Regions from separate parts of the Homo sapiens genome. Here region 1 is linked to region 2. A link is a loop called in an ENCODE intact Hi-C map of the cell type or tissue named here. Cell type or tissue: A673. All regions are shown on one strand. Each heading gives the region's core, and the rest is flanking DNA. Links, peaks and the distances in the headings are about the cores only. Region 1 overlaps ADGRV1 (adhesion G protein-coupled receptor V1). Region 2 overlaps LOC107986432 (a long non-coding RNA gene).

The links. Peaks named below come from ENCODE experiments on the same cell type or tissue, not always from the same donor. Only the 100,000 strongest peaks of a DNase experiment are listed, where the experiment ranks them.
Region 1: a loop joins it to region 2, with 3 times the contacts of the local background. A loop is called at or near these places in 1 of 110 quality-filtered maps.

Annotation. Positions count from the first base shown.
Region 1 is chr5:90,870,278-90,874,677 of GRCh38, reverse strand. All of the region lies in intron 83 of ADGRV1 (adhesion G protein-coupled receptor V1), which reads right to left. Among named protein-coding and RNA genes, the nearest start is that of ADGRV1, 310 kb to the right of the region's middle. In A673, for the core only: no CTCF peak of the experiment used is centred there; no DNase peak of the experiment used is centred there.
Region 2 is chr5:91,178,129-91,182,528 of GRCh38, reverse strand. All of the region lies in intron 6 of LOC107986432 (a long non-coding RNA gene), which reads left to right. Among named protein-coding and RNA genes, the nearest start is that of LUCAT1, 130 kb to the left of the region's middle. In A673, for the core only: no CTCF peak of the experiment used is centred there; DNase peaks (open chromatin) are centred at 2,458, 2,708 and 3,808; H3K27ac peaks cover 2,077 bases.

The DNA.
Region 1 (4,400 bases), core at 174-4,173, 310 kb after region 2:
ATGTTAGCCAGGATGGTCTCGATCTCCTGACCTCGTGATCCGCCCATCTCAGCCTCCCAAAGTGCTGGGATTACAGGTGTGAGCCACCGCACGCGGCCTTAACCAGTTTTTTAAATTGAAAATCTAGTATGAGCCAAAAAGCTTTTTATGAGTGCTAGAAACAGCAATGAACAAGACAGGCAATTCCTGATCTAATGGAGTTGACATTCCATTAGAAAGGGGAAAAGGAGACAGAATACAATACATGAACAAGAAAATTTAGATATGGATATATGATATGAATAAACATAACAGTGATGAGACCCCGTAGGGGTGGGTCTTCTTGCGGAGGCCACTCTGAGGTGGTAACGTAAGAGTTGAGTGAGTCAATGCTGTATAAATGGAAATACGGATGAGCAAAACACTGGGGCAGAACTTTCCAGGCTTAGGTATTAACTAGAACACAGGATGTAGGACAAGAAGAAGCTGGGCATATTTAAAGAACTGTGCCCACTGTGGCTGTGCTGGGTGAACGGGGAGGTGGTAGAAGATGAGATCAGAGAATGGGCAGAGACTGATCCTGAGGGAGATGGAGGTCAGAGTCCCTCTGTTATGTGCAATAGGAAGACACCAAAAAGTTTTAGGGAAAATGATTAGAGTCAATTTAGTCTTTAAAAGGACCACTCCTGCTGCTGAGAGAACAGACTATGGAGAAAGGGGTCAGGTTAAGACCACAGGGAAGAGTTTGGAGTCCATAAAAGAAGAAAGGTGGCTTAGGTGAGCAAGATAATGGTGACAATTGACAGAAGGGATCACAAATGGGATAAACCCAAAAAACAGACAGTAGAAAAGCATTTAATTCCCAAATATGGTTAACTAAGGTTTTTTTTTTTCCTTTCTTTTTTTAAGAGACAAGGTCTTTATTGCCCAGGCTGGAGTGCAGTGGCGTGATCACAGCTCACTGCAGCCTCCAACTCCTGGGCTCAAGCAATTCTCCTTTCTCAACCTCCAGAGCAGCTGGGACTACAGCGTGCACCACCATGCCTGGCTTTTTAATTTTTTTCTCTGAGCATTTTTTGTAAAGAAATCTATACTTTAAAAGTTTTTAAAAATGCAAAAATTGAGAATTTGTACTCAAGATTTTCATTCAACCTTGATCTCTGTCTTGCAGAAGAGCGAGAATAAACGGGGGGTTGGGGCTTAGAGGTGCACTCTGGAGTTGTGGAATTTCTCATAGTTTCCACATCAAACCCCATAAAATCACTTGCACATGCCATCATCTACAGATGAAATGTGACCACAAAACCCACTTGGTTGTTGATATTTGACATGTTTCAGTTTGGCAATAACATTCGCCCTTACAACCAAAACATAGTGCCTGAAACCAAGCTCCTCCCCCATCCTGGCAGAACACAGAGTGTATGTTCCCGAAAGATGGTATCTGAATAGGGCTCTGCCAGAAAGGCAGTTCTAGACTGCACACAACTAGCCTATAGGAAAGGCTGCCCTGTCTTTGTGACTGATGTTATTTTGGTCTTTTACCTTTTGGCATTGGATGTGATATATGAAAAAGAACAGTTTCTTCCCTTGGGAGCTTAAAGTTCAGCCAGGCAGGTAGGCAACTACATAAAAGGCACTCTGCTGTACAGCAAGCAGATAAAGCTCAGGAGACACAACTTCCTGGGGTTTAGGTCAATGTAAATCTAAAAACCAATTTTGTAAGGACCACTCATTAAAAAGTTTCACAGAAGGAAGCAAGATTTCACAGAGTTACAAAGGAAACTAAAGAGAAGTCTTTAGTTCTAGCATGCTTACTATAGTAACAGAGTAAATGTTAAAACTGTCTGCAAGAAGACCATGCTATTAGGCTCCAAGGAAGTGGAGGGAAGAAGCACTACCGGGGTCTCTGAGGGCTCCTCTGTAAAGGGGTGGAGAAGGGGTTATGGAAACACCCTTTGGAGATAGACTTACTTGATCTGAGACCTGGGGCAAGTCACAGAATTGTTTAGTGTCTCAGATTTCTTACACACAATGCAGAGGCAATAATACATATACTGACTATGCCATAGAGTGCTGGAATTAACTTATCAAGTGTTTATCATCGTCCTTAGCAGTACTGTTTCATTAAATAAGTGTCTCTGTATTTTCACAAGACCAGTGCTCTAGCCCTTCAGCTATGGAGCCAAGTATCTCTGTATTTCAAAATATAAGTCTATTTCAAATTTCAAATGTACACACACACACACACACACACACACACACACACACACACACAAGCTCATACCATATGTATAATTTTCTAGATAGGCAAGCATATTATATATATCCAATTTTTAAGGTTATAACAATTCAACACAAGCAATGAGGACACAAACACTTAGAAAATACTCAGATCAGGGAAAAAAAACTCTTAAAAACTATAAACAAAATTACTGATGATGTCCATTACAGATAATGCAGACCAACGGAAACAAATTTCATGGTCTACATTACCTATAGTACAAGGAAAGGCACAGTTACAGGCTTGACAGAGCCAATTATTGAAAAAGGGTGGGGCCCCAAATTCTCCCCTCCCTTGCAGCTGATTTAAGAAAGCCTGAAGCACAGAAAAGCAGGCTCAGGGGCTCAGGTTCTCTGGAAGGATTCAGTGTTCAACTCAGGGCAGAACCTGAAGGGCCTCTGCATGTCGTGAGGTAGCAGGAATCCTCCTTGCCCTCCTCTTCTGAAATCTCCTTCCTCGGATCTTGTGTCTTGGGCATTTGAACATGATCCACTATGTATCTTCTCAACAATGCTGCAAATCAGGCATTCTTATTATTTTCCTAGTGATTTTTTTTCCACTGTAGTTGACAGATGTTACCCCATCAGTCTCTCTAATTCCAAAACTGAGACACTTCCCCCTACGCTCCATATCTGTTACAGTTCTTTAGAGCTCTCATTAAATATTCATAAAAACAACTTTTTTCATATGTTGCTTTTGCCTAGTCAGGGACATCAAGGAAGGAAGGCTTTTAAAGGTCAAGGATAGTTTATGTTACTGAAGCTGTAATAAAAGGTTCCAAACTGGTATTTTTTGGTAAAGTCTGGATTTGCCTCACAAATTTTCCTAGTAACGAAAGCTATGTTGCAAACATGATAATGTCACTGTAGCCTCATTCAGAATATTACTCACTCTTTCTGTTGCTTTGCTACTTCAGCACTTGGGAAAGTCTGAATTTCCCAGTATTGTGACCATGATACTATTTTTGTATCTTTAGTGTCCACTTATTTTCAATGTAGTGAGAACAGTCTATTTGAGCTGAATTTTGAAAGCTTGTTGAGGAAAAGGAATTCGATTTTATTATTAAGAGACTTTAAGAAAGACAAATTTGATACATAAAGGAAAATGTAGCCTTAAATAAAAAGAAAGCAAAAATAAAATAATATTTTTTTGGGGAATTCAATACCTTAATATGCAAATTTCACTCTATTTTGAGTACCAAAATCATTGTAATCCTCCAAAGCACACACTTGTGAATAGCATAATATTAATATTTTTGGTTGTAGAATGACTTATATAATTATTTGATAATTGCTAATTATAAATTTGTTTCATGATTGATTGCAAGTTTACATAAAGTTCAATAGTAACAATACCAAAAATATAAGGCCATCACAGAAATTTGGATTCAAGAAATGCAAAAAGAAAGCTCAAACTACAGCTCTAATTTTCTCCTAGATATAAGGTGATTAAGTTAGGTGCATTAGCAGGGAGTCACTTGCCTAGACCTAAAAAATTCAAATTAATCACAACATATAAATAAACACATGGATCAAAGAGAAACTTACTAATTCCTATTACCCTTTCAACAAACTTCAACAGGAAGTTCTCTTTCAAGGAAAGAAAATATTAGTGGAGGAGATGGGGGAGACCTGCCCCTTGTGTGGCAGCCCCAGGGCCCAGATTCCCTGCAGCAAACCTATGATCAGAGCCACCAGAATTGTTCCCCACTTCCTGTGCTTTGATTGCCTTCTTCTTTCATTGACAAACTTCACAGGTGTGGTCTGGTAGCCTCATCCATTTTCTTCCTATCCATTTACTCTTTAACCTTTTCTAATTTTCATCATTTCTCTCCAAGTTTCCAGGGACCTTGTTCTTGCCAAATTTGAGGACTAATCTCCTCATGATGCTCAAATCTTTCCATTTGAAACCTTTTTCCTTCTTTGGCTTCAAAAACTTTAACATTTTCCAATCCTCTTGTAGTGATCCTTCTCATTCCACATAGCGTGGTCTCTAAATACGTGAGTTTTGGAGCCAGACACATCTGGCTTCAAATTCTTCTTCCTTCAATGTTCTACCTATGTAAGTTAGGGTAGGTAACTGAATATCTCTTAGTCTCTTTAGGGATGATAACAGTACCCATCTCATCTGGTTGTTATAA
Region 2 (4,400 bases), core at 330-4,329:
CATGCACCATGTGTCAAAGGATCAAGAAACACACATTTTTTTCCCCTCCCTGGACTGTCACCTGGACCTCTTGGCCTTGCACAGGGAACTGCTGTAATGTCAGAAGACTCTTTGGGAAGAGAACAAGTTATGCAAAAGACAACCAAAATTATCTAGTTCAGTAGAGCTTGTCCCTTGCTGTATATTAGAACCATCTGGAGAACTGTACAAAATACCAGTACCAAGCTCTACTCCAGAATATTCTGATTTAATCTTCTGGGTGGGGGTCAGGCAAAATTATTTTTTAAATTTCTCCAGGGTGATTCTAAAGTACAGTAAGAGCAGAGACACAAAGATTTATTTGTGTCCCTTTACTATATAACGGTGTCTAACATGTAATAAGGCCCCCCAAATAATGGTTATAACAGGAAAGGATAGATGTGTTAATTAATTGATAAACATGTAAGTTAAACCTTTTTCTAGAAAGCTGGAAATATAAGCAAATATTCTGAGATATGAGCTTGATTTGCTCCTATACTTCACTTGGGTGAATTTTCTCAGTATTGTACAATGTGATCAATCACAATAAAAATAAAAATTGAGTACTGGCTCAAATGTAGACTCTGAAGATGCCATCAAAAAGGTGCGGTACTTCTAAAACTGCATGCACAAACTTTTTTATATTCCTCCCTTTAAGAGGTGGAGTCTAATTTCCTGCCCCTTGAGTGAGGGCTGGATTTAATGACTTGCTTCTAATCAATAGCATAAAGTGGAAGTTGTGGTGTGTAACTTCGGAGACTAAGTCACAAAAAGGTGCTGTGATTATTGCTCACTTTCTCTCTCTCTGTCTCTCTCTCTCTTTCTCTGTCTCTCTCTCTTTCTCTGTGTATGATCGCTGACTCTGGGGAAAAGAGCTGACATACTGTGAGGATGTTCAGGTAGCCCTGTGGAGAATCCCACATTGGGATGAACTGAGACCTTCTGCCAACAGTAATCTGAGTGAGCCCTCTTGGAAGCGGATCCTGTAGGCATGGTCAAGCCATCAGATGATTTCTCATGTGGTTGCAACCTTGGCTGACAGTTTGATCCAGCTAAGCCATTCCCAGATTCCTGACCCTCAGAAATTATGTGAATAATAAATGTTTGTTGTTTGAGGCTGCTACATCTTGGTGGAATTTGTTATGCAGCAGTAGGTAACTAACACAGGAAGGCATGATCCCTGGCCTCCACAAATTTACAATGTAGTTGGAAAAGTAGGTTATAGGCACAAAAAAAATAACAAACTACAAAAGAATTTAAACATTCTATCAGATGAACAGGACTGCTGTGGAGTAGAACTCCAGGGGATGACATCCACATGATGGTCTTTATGAACTGCAGGTCCTGAAGCACTGTGGACTTGACAACAAGTAATAATTTAAAGGAAGAAATCAAAGTTATAAAAGTTTGAATTGATAAGATTTGGGTAAACAGTGAGAAGACTATACAAGTCTCAAGATATGTCTGGGAATCTCTCATAGTTATGAGATGTCTGTTGAAGCCAATGATGTAGTTCCATTACATCATATTATATATATATCTATATAGAAATTAAGATCCGTTAATCTGGATCTATAATTAGCTCACTGAGATTGCATTCAGCATGCTACCAAAACAGACAATCAGTCAGATCAATAAAAAATTGCAGTTGAAGTAGCTAATTAATCATTGTGCAAGTTAAGTTTTCTTGGCTTTAATGTTAACATTGTTCTTGGCATTTGTTTCCTTGTTTTTGAGATGCAGTTTCACTCTGTCACCCAGGCTGGAGTGCAGTGGCACAGTCTTGGCTCACTGCCCCCAACCTTCGCCTCCTGGGTTCGATCAATCCCCGTGACTCAGCCTCCTGAGTAGCTGGGATTAGAGGTGTGCGCCACCATGCCTGGTTAATTTTTGTATCATTAGTAGAGATGGGGCTTCGCCATGTTGGCCAGGCTGGTCTCAAGCTCCTGACCTCAAGTGACCCTCCCATTTTGGCCACCCAAATTGCTGGGATTACAGGTGTGAGCCACCGCGCCTGGTCTGTTCTTGGCATTTTTTTATTGCTGTATGTTGTGTTTTCTTTGAACTGTACCAGCAGTGGGCCTCTGACCACCATTTGTACAAAACGACTTAGCACTGTCAAAGGTGATTAGAGATTGAAATTTGGATTTAAACTGGAACAATCTGAGATCCATTTGCAGGAATTTAGAATTAGGATTTAGGCCTGGTACAGTGGCTCACACCTGTAATACCAAGGTGAGCAGATGGCTTGAGTCCAGGAGTTAGAGAACAGCCTGGGCAACATAGCAAAACCCCATCTTTACACTAAAAAAAAAAAAAAAAAAAATTAGCTGGGCGTAGTGGTACACATCTGTAGTCCCAGCTACTCAGGAGGCTGAGGTGGGAGTATCATATGAGCCCAGGAGGTCGAGGCTGCAGTGAGCTGAGATTACACCACTGCACTTCAGCCTGGGTGACAGAGAGAGAACCTATCTCAAAGAAAAAGAAAGAATGGGGACTTAGTTCTCCCTTCCTTCCTTCCTTCCTTCCTTCCTTCCTTCCTCCTTCCTTCCTTCCTTCCTTCTTCCTTCCTTCCTTCCTTCCTTCCTTCCTTCCTTCCTTCCTTCCTTCCTTCCTTCCTTCTATTCAGGGTCTCGCTCTGTCACCCAGGCTGGAGTGCAGTGGCGCAGTCTCGGCTCACTGCAACCTCCCCCTCCCGGATTCAAGCAACCTTGTGCCTCAGCCTCCCGAGTAGCTGGGATTACAGGAGAGTGCCACCACACCTGGCTAATTTCTGTATTTTTAGTAGAGATAAGGTTTCACTATGTTGCCTAAACTGGTCTTGAACTCCTGGACTCAAGTGATCTGCCCACCTGGCCCTCTCAAAGTGCTGGGATTGCAGGCATGAGCCACAATGCCTAGCCTGGGGTACTTTCTTAAGTGGAGGATACATTGGTATATGTTGTCAGTAATTTTCTTCCATATTAACCGGGAAGCATAGCGATCTAGTTGAGAGACATAAAGGGGAGAGAGTTCTATAGCTTCCATGAAATATCCCTGTAACTTTATTTTGTTAATTGCCCTTTATCACTGCAGCTGGTTACAAGTAGATCTTTCTGCAACCAAAATAACCCAATTACAGTACCATTCATGATTTTACAGTTTAGACTATTAATATTAAAAACCACTTGAACTTTGTCTATTTCATATTATAATAGGGCCCCAATGGCAAAGCATCTATTATTTTGTACTTTAAGTGATTTTCTTTTTCCTAACTTCCCAAAGAAATGGCGCAAGTAAAAGAATTTATAAACAACATCTGTCTAGCTCATGTTATTGGTTATTTGTGTGAAAATTTGTCTTATTACTCACACAAGATTTTTTTTTCACCTTCTGGAAAGGAATAATCTACAATTTCCTGTAAGTAAAAAAGCCAGGGAATATTTTTTTATTCTGATCTAAGTTATTCCTTCACTTTTAATTATTACAACTACTATTACCCTATCCAGCCAGAAAAAAAGTCTGACCTCATATAAATAAAGCTTTAGAATAATATTGATTTAAAAAGTTTCAATAGTAATGGTAGGATAATTTAAATAAAAGGGACTGTCATACTCCCACATGAAATATAGATAAAAGAGTTAATAAGATAAACCTAAAAATAAGTTTGAAAAACTATAAGATTAATTGAATGGGTACAAGCAAAGACTAAGAAATCCAGCAATATTTCCCTCTATTTTCTTCTCCAGTAGTGTTTCAGATGATTCTGAATTCCACAGGAAGTGGTAAGATCTTTTCATGATCAGTTTTTCCTTTTGTTTCTGGGGAAGGATCATATCTGGCTTAGTGACGTCTATTGTAAGAGATTGTTTTTCAGAATATTTTAACTCATCTTTTGGGTAACTGATCTCAGGTCTGAAAATTGCAAAATGTTTCCAAATGCAGCTTGTTCCTTTGAGCATTCCTCTTTCATAATTCTAGTTATGAAACTAGTAACTCAGGCTATCTGTCCTGGTGCAGGGGATTTACCTTTTCATCTCAGGAAATTTTGAAGAATTTTATACGTGTATCAGAGTATCCAAAATTATTGTATTAGTCTTTTATGAAAAATTTAAGTTCTTATTTCTGCTTCTATCTCCTCTGGGATTTTCTTTATTGTGTCGTTTGTATTGCTTCTTGCACTTGGTGTGAATTTTTTTTTTTTTTTTTGAGAAGGGGTCGTACTCTGTCAACCAGGTTGGAGTGCAGTGGCATGATCTCAGCTCACCGCAACCTCTGCCTCCCAGGCTCAAGCTATCCTCCCACCTCAGCCTCGCGAATAGTTGGGACAGGTGTGGGCCTCCATGCCTAGTTAACTTTTGTATTTTTAGTAGAGATAGGATTTCACCATGTTGCCCAGGCTG